2 separate regions of the Mus musculus genome follow, and region 2 is linked to region 1. Evidence: chromatin contacts called from ENCODE POLR2A ChIA-PET data. All regions are on one chromosome and are shown on one strand. Each heading gives the region's core, a stretch centred on a gene start or an enhancer-like site at or near the end of the contact. The rest is flanking DNA. Distances are from core to core; before and after follow the strand shown. Region 1 holds the start of Ndufa7 (NADH:ubiquinone oxidoreductase subunit A7). Region 2 holds the start of B3galt4 (UDP-Gal:betaGlcNAc beta 1,3-galactosyltransferase, polypeptide 4).

The links. ChIA-PET counts read pairs that join two places held with the same protein, here RNA polymerase II (POLR2A).
Region 2: POLR2A ChIA-PET joins it to region 1 with 71 read pairs in embryonic stem cell. The contact joins the promoter of B3galt4 here to the promoter of Ndufa7 in region 1. POLR2A ChIA-PET finds 5 or more read pairs at or near these places in 5 of 5 experiments (Patski and embryonic stem cell).

The regions. Positions count from the first base shown.
Region 1 is chr17:33,821,422-33,829,117 of GRCm38, reverse strand. Ndufa7 (NADH:ubiquinone oxidoreductase subunit A7) reads right to left here and starts at 4,546. Exons shown (of 4, transcript NM_023202.4): 1 at 4,438-4,546; 2 at 3,468-3,517. The coding sequence starts at 4,488. It overlaps Rps28 (ribosomal protein S28), which reads left to right and starts at 4,556. Exons shown (of 4, transcript NM_001355384.1): 1 at 4,556-4,684; 2 at 4,772-4,819; 3 at 5,788-5,925; 4 at 6,002-6,082. The coding sequence starts at 4,646. The coding sequence ends at 5,910. It overlaps Kank3 (KN motif and ankyrin repeat domains 3), which reads right to left. Exons shown (of 11, transcript NM_030697.3): 8 at 7,204-7,349; 9 at 6,912-7,112; 10 at 6,743-6,832; 11 at 6,201-6,443. The coding sequence ends at 6,393.
Region 2 is chr17:33,948,908-33,956,603 of GRCm38, reverse strand. B3galt4 (UDP-Gal:betaGlcNAc beta 1,3-galactosyltransferase, polypeptide 4) reads left to right here and starts at 5,116. Exons shown (of 1, transcript NM_019420.2): 1 at 5,116-6,692. The coding sequence starts at 5,342. The coding sequence ends at 6,457. It overlaps Rps18 (ribosomal protein S18), which reads left to right and starts at 939. Exons shown (of 5, transcript NM_011296.3): 1 at 939-986; 2 at 1,428-1,526; 3 at 4,013-4,201; 4 at 4,292-4,383; 5 at 4,486-4,606. The coding sequence starts at 984. The coding sequence ends at 4,561. It overlaps Wdr46 (WD repeat domain 46), which reads right to left. Exons shown (of 15, transcript NM_020603.2): 13 at 7,673-7,696; 14 at 7,418-7,531; 15 at 6,909-7,326. The coding sequence ends at 7,189. It overlaps Vps52 (VPS52 GARP complex subunit), which reads right to left and starts at 804. Exons shown (of 20, transcript NM_172620.4): 1 at 422-804. The coding sequence starts at 511.

The DNA of each region.
Region 1 (7,696 bases), core at 3,297-5,796:
ATAAAGGCTTATTACTCAAAGAACACCTTGCCCTGGGAACTCATCCAAGTTCCTGGCCTTCCTGCCACTGTGTGGTCTACTGCCAAGATTCCCTGGAGAGGGAAGCAGAGGGTTACATGGAACAAAGCTCAGCCTGGCCTCGGGCTAACCCTGAGCTTACCAAGCAGCCTAAGGCCTCGAAAGCAAACACTGAACTTCAAACAAAAAGGAAAATTCCCAGGGACAAAGGTGGGTGCTCATAAACAGTTGGGTTTTATTTGTTTATTTGGCTACATTTCAAATTTGGCCACCATTTTTACCCAGCAAGTTCTCCTTAAAAATGTAAAAGCCATTTTATTTTTTAAATAAAAAATATGGCAGAGCTGAGAAATGGCTTAGCAGTTAACACTGGCTGCTCTTCCAAAGGACAATGTTTCTATTCCCAGCAGCCACATGGCACCTCACAACTGTCTGTCATCCAGCTCCAGGTTACCTGACAGCCTCACACAGACAGACGTGCAGACAAAATACCAATGCACAGGAAGAGCAAGCAAAAGAATCAGCTTAAGGTCATTCTCAGCAACGGAAGCTCCAAGTCAGCATGGGTTACATGAAACTGTCTAAAAAATATTAAACAAAAAAAGAAACAACAACAAAGGCTAGACAGCAGCTTATCCATTAAGAGTAAATGCTATGCAATCATAAGGAACAGAGTGTAGATCCCAGCAGATGCATAACAAGCACAGCATTCCACAAATGCCTGCAACTCCAGTCCCATGGGATCCAATGCCTTCTCCTGGCTTCTGTATGCAAACAGGAACATCTTCACACATATGCATAGAAACAATTTATATGACTTATATAGTTTATTTAATAATGGGGGGAGGTTGGGTTTTTTGTTTTCTTGAGATAAGATCTCTGGCTGTCCTAGAATTCTATATAGACCAGGCTGCTGGCCTCAAATTCAGAGTTCACGTGCCTCTGCATTCCAGTCCTAGGATTTAAAGGCCTGTACCACTATGCCTAGCTTAAAATGTCCTAAGACTGCCAGGCAGTGGTAGAGCACACCTTTAATCCCAGCACTCAAGGGGGTACAGACAGGCGACAGGAGGATCTCTGAGTTCTAGGCCAGCCTGGTCTACAAATAGAATTCCACAGCAGCCAGAGCTACACAAAGAAGCCCCATCTCAAAAAACCTAAAAATTTCCTAAAATTAGCTGGAGTACATGCCTTTTAGTCCCAGTACTCAGGAAGCAGAGGAAGACAGATCTCTGAATGCAAGACTATCCTTGTCTACAAAGCAAGTTTCAGGATACCAAGGGCTACACAGAGAAACTCTGTCAAAAAAACAAAACAAAACAAAAACCCTTTTAAAATTAAAAAAAGGTAAAGTGAGACATATGGCTGGATACTGACTGGGTACACCACTACAGTCCCAGTACTCAAGACACTGAAGCAGGAGAGGTGCAGAGCCGAGTTCCAGGACAGCCTGAGCTGCCCAGTGATACCCTGTCTTTTGAGGAAAAGGCTGGAGACTGGAGAGGTGGCACAATAGGCAGCATTTCTTGCAGAACCCCAGTTCAGTTCCCAGCACCCACATGGTGGCTTACAACCATCCATAACTCCAGTTCCAGGAGATCCAACAACTTCTGGCCTCAGAGATATTGTATGCATATAATGCCTGTACAGCCATACATGCACATAAAACATCCACACACAAAACAAAATAAAACTTAAAAAAAAGTGATAGCCAGGCAGAGGGCTCAGCACGTAAAGGTGCTTGCCACCAAGCCTGATGACCTGACTTTAATCTCTGGGACCCAAATAGTGGGAAGAAAAGAACTATTACCACAAGTTTTCCTCTGACCTATACACAAACACACACAAACATAAACAATAACTCCAGTAATATTAAAAAGGAAAAAGCTATAAAGTTCTAAAATGACAAACACATCTGTGAAATTTAGAATTTGCCTGAAGAACATATATGCTATGTTCACATATATGTTCATCTGTTCACAGCAAAGTAAAAAGAACATTTGTCCAATGCCAAAACCCAAGTGAACCACTAGAGGGCGCCTTTACCCCGAAGAAGCTGGCTCCTGCCTGTATTTCCAGTAAATCCGTGCAACTCCTTTCCCTTACAGCCTTCAAGCCAACTTGGGGTCCATGCCATTCAGGACTACAGTGTAAGAGCTTGCCTCTGAACAGGAACACATGCCCAGCCAATTCAGCATGTGAAACTGATCAAAGTAAGACCTGCCTTAAATAGATAAATAGATAGATAGATAGATAGATAGATAGATAGATAGATAGATAGATAGATAAATGTTGTTTTTATAAATGTTTTTTTAATGCATGCTGTATTTATCCCTCCCTGACAACATCCACAAAAGAAATAAAGACAATTATGAGGCTGTTGAGATGGCTCTCTGGGTGGAGCACTTACTTGTTACTCTTGGAGAGAACCAGAATTTGATTCCCACATAGTGGCTCACAATCACCCGAAACTCTAGTTCCAGGGGTTCTCACGCAGTCTCCTGAACTCACAGGCATCAGGCCCATATACATAAACTCATGCAGGCACAACACACATATGAGTATAAATAAATCTAAAAATCTTTTAAGAAAAAAAGATGAAGATAGAATTTAAGTTGAGGGCTGGTGTAGTTCACTTGATAAAGGCATCCCTTGCACTACGTAAACCTAGTATACTGCTATATACGTATACTGCTATATACGTATAGTGGTATCTACTGCTGAAATCCCAGCGCTTTGAAGACAGAAGCAGGATCATGAGTGTAAGGCCATACTGCAGCTACACGACAATTTTGAGACCAGACTGGGCACTGTTTCAGATATTTCCCTCCCTTGGCGTCTGCTGGGTTTTCACACAGGGGCTCATTCTGAACTCAGCAAAGTGAGGTGGAGTCTCTGAGTGCTAAAGCCACCAACCCCACAAAGCAAGAACACTCGTTTGTATTGGCATCCAAAAGCCTGAGGACAAGGCAAAGACTCATCAGTATATAAATGTGATCAAAACTGACTTTAAGCAATGACTTGGCCTACATGGGCCTCATCCTCCCCCTTCAGTAGCTTGAGAACATAGCATTTCATGTGGGTGGTCACAATGAAGACTGCAAAGCTACCCAAGAGACCAACAAATAATACAACCTATCTCCTAACTATTCCAAGACAACCCAATGAAGTTAAAAGTTAAATTTTTGCTTTCACAGCCTGACAAGAAAGATCTCTGCTCAATTCTCCAAGGAAAGTTCAAGAGAACAGCAAATTTAGGGTTGTTTTTTCACGTTTGTTTATTAGACAGGGGTTAACCTGGAACCCATCATGTAGATCAGGCAGGCCTTGAACTCAGAACTCAGCCTGCCTGTTTCCCGAGTGCTGGGATTAAAGACTGTACCACTATGGCCAGCCTTGGGTTTGGTGGAAGAATGTCAGGATGAAGGCAGCAAGCACGGCCTGCTCACCGCTTGGCGATCTCCTGGTAGCGCAGCTGTAGCTTCGCCTGCAGGTCTTGCTGTGGGAGGAGAGAAGAAGTCAGAAACTAGGGAACCCCAGGATAGGGTTAGCGAACAGAAGTAGCCAGTTAGGGTAAGTTTACAAGTCATGCATATGAAGAAAGGCAAGGGCATGGCTTACAAAACTTTAAGGCTAAGTTTCCAGCCTTTCCAAGATCTAACCTAAAAAGCCTTCCTTTTAAAGAAAATCTCCTCTGTATATGGGTCAATATACTAAACGTGCTTACCCTAACATTATGGGAATTCTCACCCAAACAGTTGCTTACTAAGCTCCAGTGCTAGATATACCTCCTTTCTTGGACCCTAAATTATCTCTCCTCTTATCCATCTCCAACCTCCCAGGAGCTGCAGAGATCTACAGCTTCCCTGACCTCTTTGTTTTCTTCCAAAATCTAAAAACTGGTCCTCAGCCTTCCAAAAACAGGGGCACAAGATTCCAAGCTGATAGCCGGGCGTGGTGGCGCATGCCTTTAATCCTAGTCGGGAGGCAGAGGCAGGCGGATTTATGAGTTCAAGGCCAGCCTGGTCTACAAAGTGAGTTCCAGGACAGCCAGGGCTACACAGAGAAACCCTGTCTCGAAAAAGAAAAACAAAAACAAAAACAAACAAACAAACAAAGATTCCAAGCTGATACGGGGGATGAGGAAACACCTGGTCTCACGTGGGAGACAAATGAGGCGAAGAGAGAAAGGGATAGGAAGAGGGGCGGGGCGGGGGGGAGCTAAAGCCAGGCAATCTAAGGCCAAGGAAATCCCAGTAACCCGGCCAAAAACATTTAGGACCTTGAGTCTGACTACTGGAGTCACAAATTCAGGGATCCTGGATTATCCACTGAACTAAGGAGATGTTAAGGGGGATAGGATTCAAGGGCGTACAGAACCCAAATCCTTCCCGGCCCGGATCGGAACAGCACACGCACCCCAGACGCCCAGTTCCGCAGCTTTTGGATAACGCGAGTAGCGGACGCCATATTCCTTCCGCTCCGAAGGACGCTGGTGACGACTCTGTCCCGAGGATTCCTGGGTACCGCGTGCGGTCTCGCGAGAGCGAAAGTGAGGCGTGGTCAGAGCCGACTATAAAAGGCATCCCCTGCTCACGTGACTCCTCTCCGCCAGATCGCCGCCATCATGGACACGAGTCGCGTGCAGCCCATCAAGCTGGCTAGGGTGAGGCGACTGCGGGTGTTTAGAAACCTGAATAAAGAGAGAAGAAAGCTGAACATGTCGAGCCTAACTTTCCCTTATTTCCTGTAGGTAACCAAAGTGCTGGGCAGGACCGGTTCGCAGGGACAGTGCACGCAGGTGAGTGATGGGAACATTCGGACCACTTCCTGGGGTCGGAGCGGAGTCCTCCCGAGTACCAGGATTATAACTGGATTTGGTGACGTTTAATTCTAGTAGCTAGGTTCAGGGAGGATATGACTTTGTAAGAAACGCGGATACCGTAGTAAGACTGCCTTTGAAAGCTTTGGTGGTTTTTTGTTGGGGGGGGGGGGGTGTTCTAGACAGGGTTTCTCTGTGTAACCCTGGCTGTCCTCGAACTGAGAAATCCGCCTGCCTCTGCTTCCCAAGTGCTGAGATTAAAGGCGCGGGCTACCACTGCCCAGCTAAAAGATTTGGTTTTTAAAGAGGTGGAGTTGGCGGGACCTGTGTGTCAGTAGTAGACTTGCTTACCATACAAAGAACCCGAAAAAACTTGAGTACTGAACTCAAAGCTAGTAATTAAAGATGTCTAAGGAAGTTCACTTGGAGTTCCAGTCAAGCTTAGGCTACAAAATGATCCAGTACCGAAAAAACCTGGGCCACTGTTGATAGTGTGCTTGCCTCGGTCCACCACATAGAACAAGAACGGTAGGGCATCTCACCTACTCCAGGAGACAGACAAGCCTAGGCTAAAGATGCCCTGACCGTTCGTTCCCCTGGCTTATACCCAGGTCTCCCATCACAGCTAATTAAGAAACTAAGGTAGGGGGACCCGTAGATCAGGGCCAGCCTGAAGTAAGTTGGAGGCACCCAGATAAAATTGTAAGTGGGGAGGGTGTTGTAATTCCAGAAGGATCACAGGATTTCAAGGTCAGATCAGGCTACAGAGACCCTATCATGTGAGTGATTCAATGCCTTTGGTCTGGCAAATGAGACCTTAAGAGTAACAAATGCTTGTAACTGCTGAACCATCTGACCTGACCAGCCCCTGTCCCAGGCTCTGGTCCATATTACCTTTCCACCCCACTAGTAAGTAGCAGCATTTAACTCTTGTATTGGGCTTGTAGGTGCGAGTGGAATTCATGGATGACACCAGCCGCTCTATCATCCGAAATGTCAAAGGCCCCGTTCGAGAGGGTGACGTGCTCACCCTATTGGAGTCAGAAAGAGAAGCTCGAAGGTTGCGTTAATCTTGCAGCTGGTGGGTAAGTGGCAACCCTTGGGAGGGACTTGTTAGGAGGTAAGAAAGGCACTCTATCTAATGCTTGGGTCTGTTTACAGGGTTCTGGATATCCACTACTTAGCCCACGGAATGATCTGCAACTGTTAAATAAAGCATTTATATTAATTCTTGTCTAGAAATTGGTTTTTCCAGCAGCGTCTTGGCTTTATAAAAACTCCAGTGACCATGCACTCTGCTTTGAAAGCCCCCCTCCCCATAGGTGTTTGTTCCTACTGCTTCCATCCACACAATACGAACTTAGTAGAAATACTTTTATTAGGATGTTTCATGAAGTGAGTTGAGGGATATGGCATTACCCAGGCTTTGCCTCACTCTTTCCCCTCAGCATCCTAACAAGCTAGAGGGAGCATCTTCTCAAGGTGCCCTGCTGTGATTCAGACAGCAGAGAGAGTCTAGATGTAGTTAGCAGCTCACAGAGGTAGAGGTTCCTCATTTGTCATTGCATTCCTTTGCAGTGGGAGACCCTGTGGAAGACTGTCCCTAGAACAAAGAAAAGGGGTCCTATAGGCAAAAGGCTAGTTTCAGACACCCACTGGGGGGCAGTGCAGTAGAAGGATGGAAGAAATAAGAAACAATCTTCCAAGCTTCCTAGGTTGAATCCATGTTAGATACCTACCCTAGCTTGGTTGGTAAATAACTGGGATCAGTGATGCAGGAGACCCAGCACTTGCTCATCCCCATTTGAGTCTTGCATGAAATAACTGACCTGTTTGGCAGTTTCTCCATCTTTGGTCTTCTGAAGGTGCTTAACATCTTTGTTTCTTGGGGACCACACTTACCTGGTGGTTTGATGTCAGGTGGGCATGGAGCAGTGCAGCCACCTCATCCTGTTCAGCCTCCAGTGCAATGGCCAGGGCACTTGTGCCCTCCTGAGAAGTAATAGGACATTGGTCCCTGGGCTACAGAGGCAACCACCACCACTACTCCAGGCCCTTGCTAGTGGCTCACATTGTCTAAGATGGTTAGGTCACAACCTGGCTGGGCCAACAACAATTGAACTGTATCAAGGCGTCCATACTCGCTGGCACACATCAGTGCTGTGGCCCCATCAGCATCCTGTACATTGACATCAGCCCCGCATTCTAGCAAGGCAGCTACCATGTCCTGGTGGCCATGGCTGATGGCCAGCATGAGGGCTGTCTGTCCAGTCTGGGAAAAGAGAAAAGGAGGTCTCGAGTATTTTAAAAGTAGAAAGGGACACCACCTTACCCACCCATCAGGACTGGAGTGTCCATTGCACCTGGCTAGCCTTGGCATTGACATCACCCATACTGAAAAGTCTCTGGGCCACAGCCATGTCTTCCTCCTCTTGTCCTACAGAAGTGAGTGCAGCCAACATGAGGGCAGAGTAGCCAGCTCTATTCTGGTGATTCACATCACAGACCCCTGGGAAGAAGAAAGGTTAGTCACTTCATGTAAGCCTCAAATGCACTGATTTGTTGGGGGGGGGCAGTGTTGGGTCTCCAAATCACAGATGGTGGGTAGGCATCTTTTATCCCAAGCTGACCACAGACAATGACAACCAATGAACTTGTACTGCTTCCAGCTCCCCAGCACTGAGACTGCTGGGTAAGAACTCTCCCAGTTGACAGGACTACATCCCTTGTCCCTCAGCCAATTGCATTCTTGTGCATACATGGTGTGGCTATGTGTAAGAACTAAATACAGAGATTAGAGAGACCTGAGTGTTCCCTACCTAGGTTGGCAGCCAGTAAGGTCCTGTAGCCTCTACT
Region 2 (7,696 bases), core at 3,867-6,366, 130 kb before region 1:
AGTGTTTACCCCTGTGTCTGGTACACCATTTAACATGCTCATTCGGCTAATCCTAACGACCACCTATAAGGTATGTCCTAACAGCGTTTGCACTGTAAAGGTGTGGGAAGTTTTGGCACCGAAAACACAGCATAGCTTTCAAGCGGTGGGGCTGGAGGTGGGACCCCGGGCAAATTGGTTCCAGAGGCCACGTTCTTAACCTTTTACGCTAAACACTAAAATTTTTTTCTACTAAAAATCGTGAACAGGAAGCTGACACTGTCCCTGGGGCTTGGGTTTCAGCCACTTTGGTCCCTACGAAGGCTAGGTCACCATCACCCGTGGCAAGACGGCTCCGAACCTCTTGTCTAAATGGAGCCTACGCCTGAGGAGAGGGACAACCTGACGATACTCCGGAGGACCTACAGCCCCGTGCTCTCACCAGCGGGCCCTCCTCCTCCTCTACATCTGAGGCCCCAGCCCGCAACACCAGCTCCCGGGCAGCGGCCGCCATGGTCGCTGCGGCTGCCATTCCCCCGCAGCTTCACTTCCGACTTCCGGCAGCTGTCAGTCTCAGAAAGTCCGTTTCCCGAAGCAAAGCTACAAGTCCTGGAATGTCTTCTATGGAGCAAAAAAGGGTCCCAGATATTTGAGCTAAGGCGATCGGCTCCAGCCTCTCCGGTTAGGCTTTGATCATTTCGGTCAAGTGCAAACAGGAAGGTGAACGTCTCGAACACAACTCTGTTCCGGAACCTTCGCTCCGCGCCCACACAAGAACGGTACGACGACAGAGAAGGCCGAACCGGAAGTTATAGCTCCGGTCCCTTCCAAAACTGTCTCAATACAACTCCTCCCTTAGGGGGAGACGGGGAGAGAAGCAATTTCCGGAAGTGGACCTCCGGGGATAGCCCCGCCTCTTCCGCCAGGAATCTATATAAGACTTATACGTCACTTCCGCTCTCTCTTCCACAGGAGGCCTACACGCCGCCGTCTGTGCCGCCGCCATGGTAAGAGCGGAATCCGCGCCGGGATCCTGCGACATCGGAGCCGGGGCAGGGAGAGATTTCCGTCAGGACTCAGAGAGTGCCCCATGCTGCGGGCCCACAGCCCTCTGTGGAGCGATGGAGTGTGACCCGAGAGGGGACGACCTAAGACGTGAAATCCCGGGGATCGGGGCCCCGAGGAATGCTCGCTCCTCTTACACAGCAAAGCTGCCAGGAGCTTGGCTGTGTGTGGGCTCCTCCCGCTTCCCCTGTCCAGGGAATTGGGGGCCGCGGCCGACGTCCACCCTCTTGTCAGAGGTTGCGATTTCCCGCGCCTGAGCGCGTTAGGGGTGAGCCCCGGTGACTGAGGAGTTGTGTAAGAACTTAGCAGACAATCCAACCCTGCCTCGGCCACCTTCCCGGTTTGGGGGTAACCTGTCTTGATAACTGCCCGTGTTCTTTCAGTCTCTAGTGATCCCTGAGAAGTTCCAGCACATTTTGCGAGTACTCAACACCAACATCGATGGGCGGCGGAAAATAGCCTTCGCCATCACTGCCATTAAGGTAAAAGTGTTAGGGGCAAAAGAGAAGCAGCTAAACTCACCCAACCCGTTTCAATAAAAGCCTGATGATGACCCAGGGTTAAACCAAAACATTGCTCCAGGGGTAGTGGGGTGTGAGTGTAGTCATGTCCCACCTTGCAGAGGTTTCCCGAGATCTTCAGCTTCCGAGAGCAGTCTCTGCTGTCAGCAAACCTTGAGTAGAATTCCTGTAAACTAACATCCTAAGAGGTGTCCAGGCTTAGCGGTGATGGTTGGGGGTGGTCTGCAGAAGCTATTGGCAGATGCCACAGTGGAAGGTGACACAGAAGCTGGCAGTTTTCCCCATTATGGCAAAAAGGGAGGTCGTAGGAGGAAGCTGGGATGTTTCTCTGCAGAGCTAAAAGTCTTGTAGACAGGGACAGGACTTGAAGTTGGTGATTTGAGGAGTTGCTGGTCAGGTGTGTTCAGCCATGAGACCTGTCAGTGGTGGGACCTTGTGGGATGCTAGGGTATAGATGGAACTGGGTGGCTGCTGAGAGGTTTGAAGGAGGCCTGGGGAGCCGAGGTAATGTCAGGTGGACATAAAAGTTGGAGTAAATTTTTTTAACCTTGTGAAGTCTCACTTTTAAGTCCTTGCCATGTTGACTTTTTTTAATTCTGCACTTTGGCAAACAATGATAGCACAGCAGGAGGTGCCTGGTGTGGTGGGCAGAGCAGTGTCTAGGGGGTTGAAGGGCCTGGGGCAATGCCTGTGCCCCGTGTGACCTGCTGGGAGATGATTACAGCTGACTTCGAATGCAGACAAGGTGAATGGAGGCTCTTGAAGGGGCTGTGCACAGTGTTTGTAGAGCCTGGGTACTGAGGGTTCTGTTGGTCCTGTGTGAGAGGGTGAAGAACACATCTTTAATGCCAGCACTCCCTGAGGCAGAGGCAAACAAATCTCTGGGCTTGAAGCCAGCCCGATCAATAAGTTCCAGGGCTACACAAGAAAAAACAAAAAAAAACCTGCCTGGAAAACAAAAGGGTGAAGCTGATTGGGAGGTGGGTGGTGGGTATTGGGAGTTTGAGGAGAGAGATTTCGGGGTGAGTTCCTCCAGAGGTGATTGCAAGCTGACCAACAAAGGGTGAAGGACAGGGAAGGTTTCTGTATTCTTTAATTTTTTTTTTCCCTCTTTTGGTTTTTGGAGACAGGGTTTCTCTGTATAGCCCTGGCTGTCCTGGAACTCACTCTGTAGACCAGGCTGGCCTTGAACTCAGAAATCCGCCTGCCTCTGCCTCCCAAGCGCTGGGATTAAAGGCGTGCACCACCACGCCGGGCAGATTTCTGTATTAATTAAGAAGTGTCTTCTGCTCACTCAAGGTGAGAATTTGAATATTTGGAAGCATATAGGCATGTGCTGGACCAGAAGTGCTTGCTGCCCTTATCTGTGAGGCAGTCTAGTACTGTCTGAATCCCAGTCCCTCCAAACTGCTTTAAGTGTTAGGAGTCGGTTCTTTATAATTTAAGTTAGTGCTTAAGTCAGAAGGCAAGGTGGGCGTGGGGCCACACTTTGTAGCTGAGCATAGGTCCCTTGCCTTGTCACCATAACCAACCTGGCATCATGCACCTTTAGAACTCACAGCTTGACAGTAAAACAGGCTCAAGAAAAGTAAAAAATTATATGGAGGCTGAGGTGAGGGTTGTGAAGGTTTTTGGCCTGCATGTCTGTGCATACTGTGCCTCTGGAGGCCAAAAGAGTGACTTAGATCCTCTCTCATTGGGAGTTCGAGTTATGAATGAGTGCTTGGTATATAGTCCAGGTCCTGGAAGAGCAGCCAGTGCACTGAGCCATTTCTCTAGCTCATTCAATGACACTTCCCCCTCCCCGCTAATTCTGGTAGTCACAAAGTCACACCCACTCTTGGGGCTCAAAAAACCTGTTAAAGGTTTGACTTTGTTCATCTGTGCTGCTTTTGTTGAGTTTGTGACACATGTCCAGTGTGGCCCGAACAGCGTTCCCTTCAGTTAGTAGGCAGGCTTTGTCTCTGGAAAGTGATCTGAAAAATGACAGGATCTCTAACTTAGGCTGGCCATAGCAGTCCCGAGTTCAGGGAGCTGGGATAACATCTGCACAGCCCCTCTGCTTTTGAGTAATAGGGTGTGTGTGAGGGGGCTGGAGAGGTGGCTTGGCTGTTAGAGCATTAGCTGCTCTTCCAGAGGATCCAGGTTCAATGACCCAACACTCAACAACCATTAACTCCAGTTCCAGAACATCAGCGCCTTCTGGCCTCTGGTCAGTGTGCCACAGACACACAGACATACAATGCAGGCAAACATAAGACACAAATAGACTGGGCTAGAGAGAGAATCCAGCTGTTAAAAGCTATGACTTCTTCCAGAGGCTCCCAGTGACCACATGGTGGCTCACAACCATCTGTAATGGATTCTGATACCCTCTGGTATCTCTGAAAACTCTGTACTCAGATCTTTAAAAACAAAAGTCTAATAGCCCAAACTTTTGACCTCAGGGCGTGGGGCGGAGATATGCTCATGTGGTGTTGAGGAAAGCAGACATCGACCTCACCAAGAGGGCTGGAGAACTCACGGAGGATGAGGTGGAGCGAGTGATCACCATCATGCAGAACCCACGACAGTACAAGATCCCAGACTGGTTCCTGAACAGACAGAAGGATGTGAAGGATGGGAAGTACAGCCAGGTGTGTTAGGGGACTGGTGGACACGGGTTGTCCGTTAAAACTGGGTGCAGAATCAGGAGATAAAGTTGTCTCCCCTGTCTCAAAATCTAGGTTCTGGCCAACGGTCTAGACAACAAGCTGCGTGAGGACCTGGAGAGGCTGAAGAAAATTCGAGCCCATAGAGGGCTGCGCCACTTTTGGGGGTAAGTGGGTGATGAGGCTTAAGCTGCCCACTCCCAATCAGGCTGCACAGTCCACCGGCTCGCCTCCTGCTGCTCTGTGACCTGTATCTTTTTCTTCTGCAGCCTTCGTGTCCGCGGTCAGCACACCAAGACCACTGGCCGCAGGGGCCGAACTGTGGGTGTATCCAAGAAGAAATGAGTCTCTGGGCCTTTGCTGTTAATAAATAGTTTATATACCTATGACCTCCGTCTCAGTTTGTCTTCCATCTGATAGTACTTAATGCCACAGCGATCCTGAGCTCTGGTAGTTTAATCTGGCTGCAGGTGCCTTCTGGGTACAGTGCTCTTGGTGCACTTGAACGGAAATGTCCCTCATAGGCTCCTGCTGGTGTTTGCTCCTCCCTTTCTGTTGGGTGTTCACAAGGAGACTGCCTTAGGTGCAGCAAACTGGGCGGCAACCACTGTTAAAGGTGGGGCAGCCGGTGTTGAAAACCTCCAGGGGAAGCTTGGGCAGGCTTCAATTGAGTCTCCTGCCGTAGCCGTGCTAAGCTGTTGTGAAGTGGCTACAGCTCCGCCAGATGCTGCTGCTCGGGTGAGTTAACAGCAGATGCTGGCTGCTCTAGAAAAGCAGCCTGGTATTCCGCGTGCTTTACAGTAGGGACGGACCGGGAAGGGCTGGACCTATGTGAAATGCACGCCGCTTGTCGGCTTCCGGCCTAGAGAGGCATGATGGGAAGGTGCGGGGAGGGGCGGGATGGAGCGGAGTTCCGCGTGCACGCTAGCTAGGGAAACGAAGCCTTCCGGGGCCAGCTGTGGTGGGCCAGGGCCGCATTGCACGACAGCATCTGGAGAACAGCATCTGTGATGCGCCAGAGCCCCGCGCATGGGTCACCGCGTCTCCTCAGCAGCAGCTGGTTAAAGCCGTCCTCCCACCTCCCCACGCTCTAACAGCTGTGCCCACAGGTCTCTGCGGCACGCCATGCCCCTCAGCCTCTTCCGGCGCGTCCTCCTGGCGGTCCTACTACTGGTGATCATCTGGACCCTGTTTGGACCTTCAGGCTTGGGGGAGGAGCTGCTGAGCCTGTCCCTGGCATCCCTGCTGCCGGCCCCAGCCTCGCCAGGACCGCCCCTCGCCCTGCCCCGCCTCTTGATTTCTAACTCTCATGCCTGTGGTGGCTCCGGACCCCCTCCCTTCCTGCTCATCCTGGTGTGTACGGCCCCGGAGCACCTGAACCAGAGAAACGCCATTCGGGCATCTTGGGGTGCCATCCGCGAAGCCCGGGGTTTCAGAGTGCAGACGCTCTTCCTCCTGGGAAAACCTAGAAGACAGCAGCTTGCTGACCTGTCCTCAGAGTCAGCAGCACACAGGGATATCTTGCAGGCCTCCTTCCAGGATTCCTACCGCAACCTCACCCTCAAGACCCTCAGTGGACTGAACTGGGTGAACAAATACTGTCCTATGGCCCGCTACATCCTCAAGACGGATGATGACGTGTATGTCAACGTCCCAGAGCTGGTGTCAGAGCTGATACAAAGAGGGGGGCCTTCGGAGCAATGGCAGAAGGGCAAAGAGGCCCAGGAAGAGACAACAGCTATCCATGAAGAGCACAGAGGCCAGGCAGTGCCCCTTCTGTATTTAGGCAGGGTGCACTGGAGGGTGAGACCCACTCGGACACCAGAGTCCCGGCACCATGTGTCAGAAGAACTGTGGCCGGAAAACTGGGGTCCTTTTCCACCCTATGCCTCGGGCACAGGATATGTACTGTCCATCTCTGCTGTGCAGCTCATCCTGAAGGTGGCCAGCCGGGCCCCACCTCTACCTCTAGAGGATGTCTTTGTGGGAGTAAGTGCAAGGCGAGGGGGCCTTGCCCCCACACACTGTGTCAAATTGGCTGGTGCTACCCACTACCCCTTGGATCGGTGCTGTTACGGGAAGTTCCTGCTGACATCCCACAAGGTGGATCCCTGGCAAATGCAGGAAGCTTGGAAGCTGGTGAGCGGCATGAATGGGGAGAGGACTGCACCCTTTTGCTCCTGGCTCCAGGGATTTCTGGGTACCTTGAGGTGCCGGTTCATAGCCTGGTTCAGTAGCTGAGAACCCACAGAAAACAGCACCTCAGAGACCTTTCCCCAAAGTTGGTGCAGAGGCTGCAGATCCCTGTGGTGATCTAGTTCCTCCATTTTCTCACAGCAAACTCTGAAGCTGCAACCAACCAAGTTTACCAAGATAAACTTGGGCCCTGGCCTGCCAGCTCCGGGGAGGGATAAAGCCAAGGGCGGGAAGGGGACTCACAAGCAGGGACAAGGGTCCAATAAACATGTCTCTCTACCTCAAGTGCAGCGTCTTCACCAGGCCCCCAGCACACCTGGAGAGCCCAGAGCTTTCAGTACTGCTGCATGTTGGTCTTTGCGACAACCACAATGGGGATAACGCCCCCCTCTAGGGTGAAGGCTTGGGCAGTGGTGGGGAGACAGGCAGGGCAGTGAGCTGAGTCTAGAATAGCCACACAGGGAAGAGCAGACCTACAGGATGGTCCAGACACGTCTCCAGAAACCTTGTTTAATGCCCACACACCCAAGGAGCTGTCTGCTCCTACCCAGTTAAGATGTAAGGCACATGGGACAATTTCCCTATGGATCTTTGTGTTCCCTTTATATATGTGTGTGTGTGTGTGTGTGTGTGTGTGTGTGTGTGTGTGCGCGCTGCCCCATGTGGGCATGGAAAGGTAAAAAGACACTTGTGTGTTTTCTCCTGCCAAACGTGTTTTCTGGGAACTGAACTCAAGTTTGGCATCAAGTGCCTTTGCCCACTGAGCACTCTGGCCCCTAAGGGTCAACTTGGAGACCGCCTTCTCTGGCTCGTCGTACAAATCTATCCAGTGCAGAGGGACGGGCTCCAGGAGGCATGGCCATATCCTGCTTTTTCTTCTGCTGCTGCTGCTCAAGGCTCTGCCGGACTTTGTCCTGGAACAAGGTGGGAAAGGAGCGTAAGGCACTGAGCATAGGCTGATAAGGCTGCAGGCGTGCATGCCAACACCCGCCCGAGCTCACATACCCTGTGCTCCTGGTCCATGACCTTCTTCTTCCTCTTCACTAGGCTCGCCGTAGAGCTTCGGCCCTTCTGCTTGGCCTTGGGCTGAAAGGCAGCCTTGGCGTCTGGATCATAGCCCTGGCATGGGACATGAAGGAGGTCAACAGCAGGCCCAGTGCCCTGGCAGCACCTATATCCTGCGCTGCACTTCAGGATGGGGTGGGGTATAGAGGCGAGGGCTGGACACTCGGGCTGCGCACATAGCAGGTGGCTCCATACCAGTCTCTCTATCCGCTCCTTCTT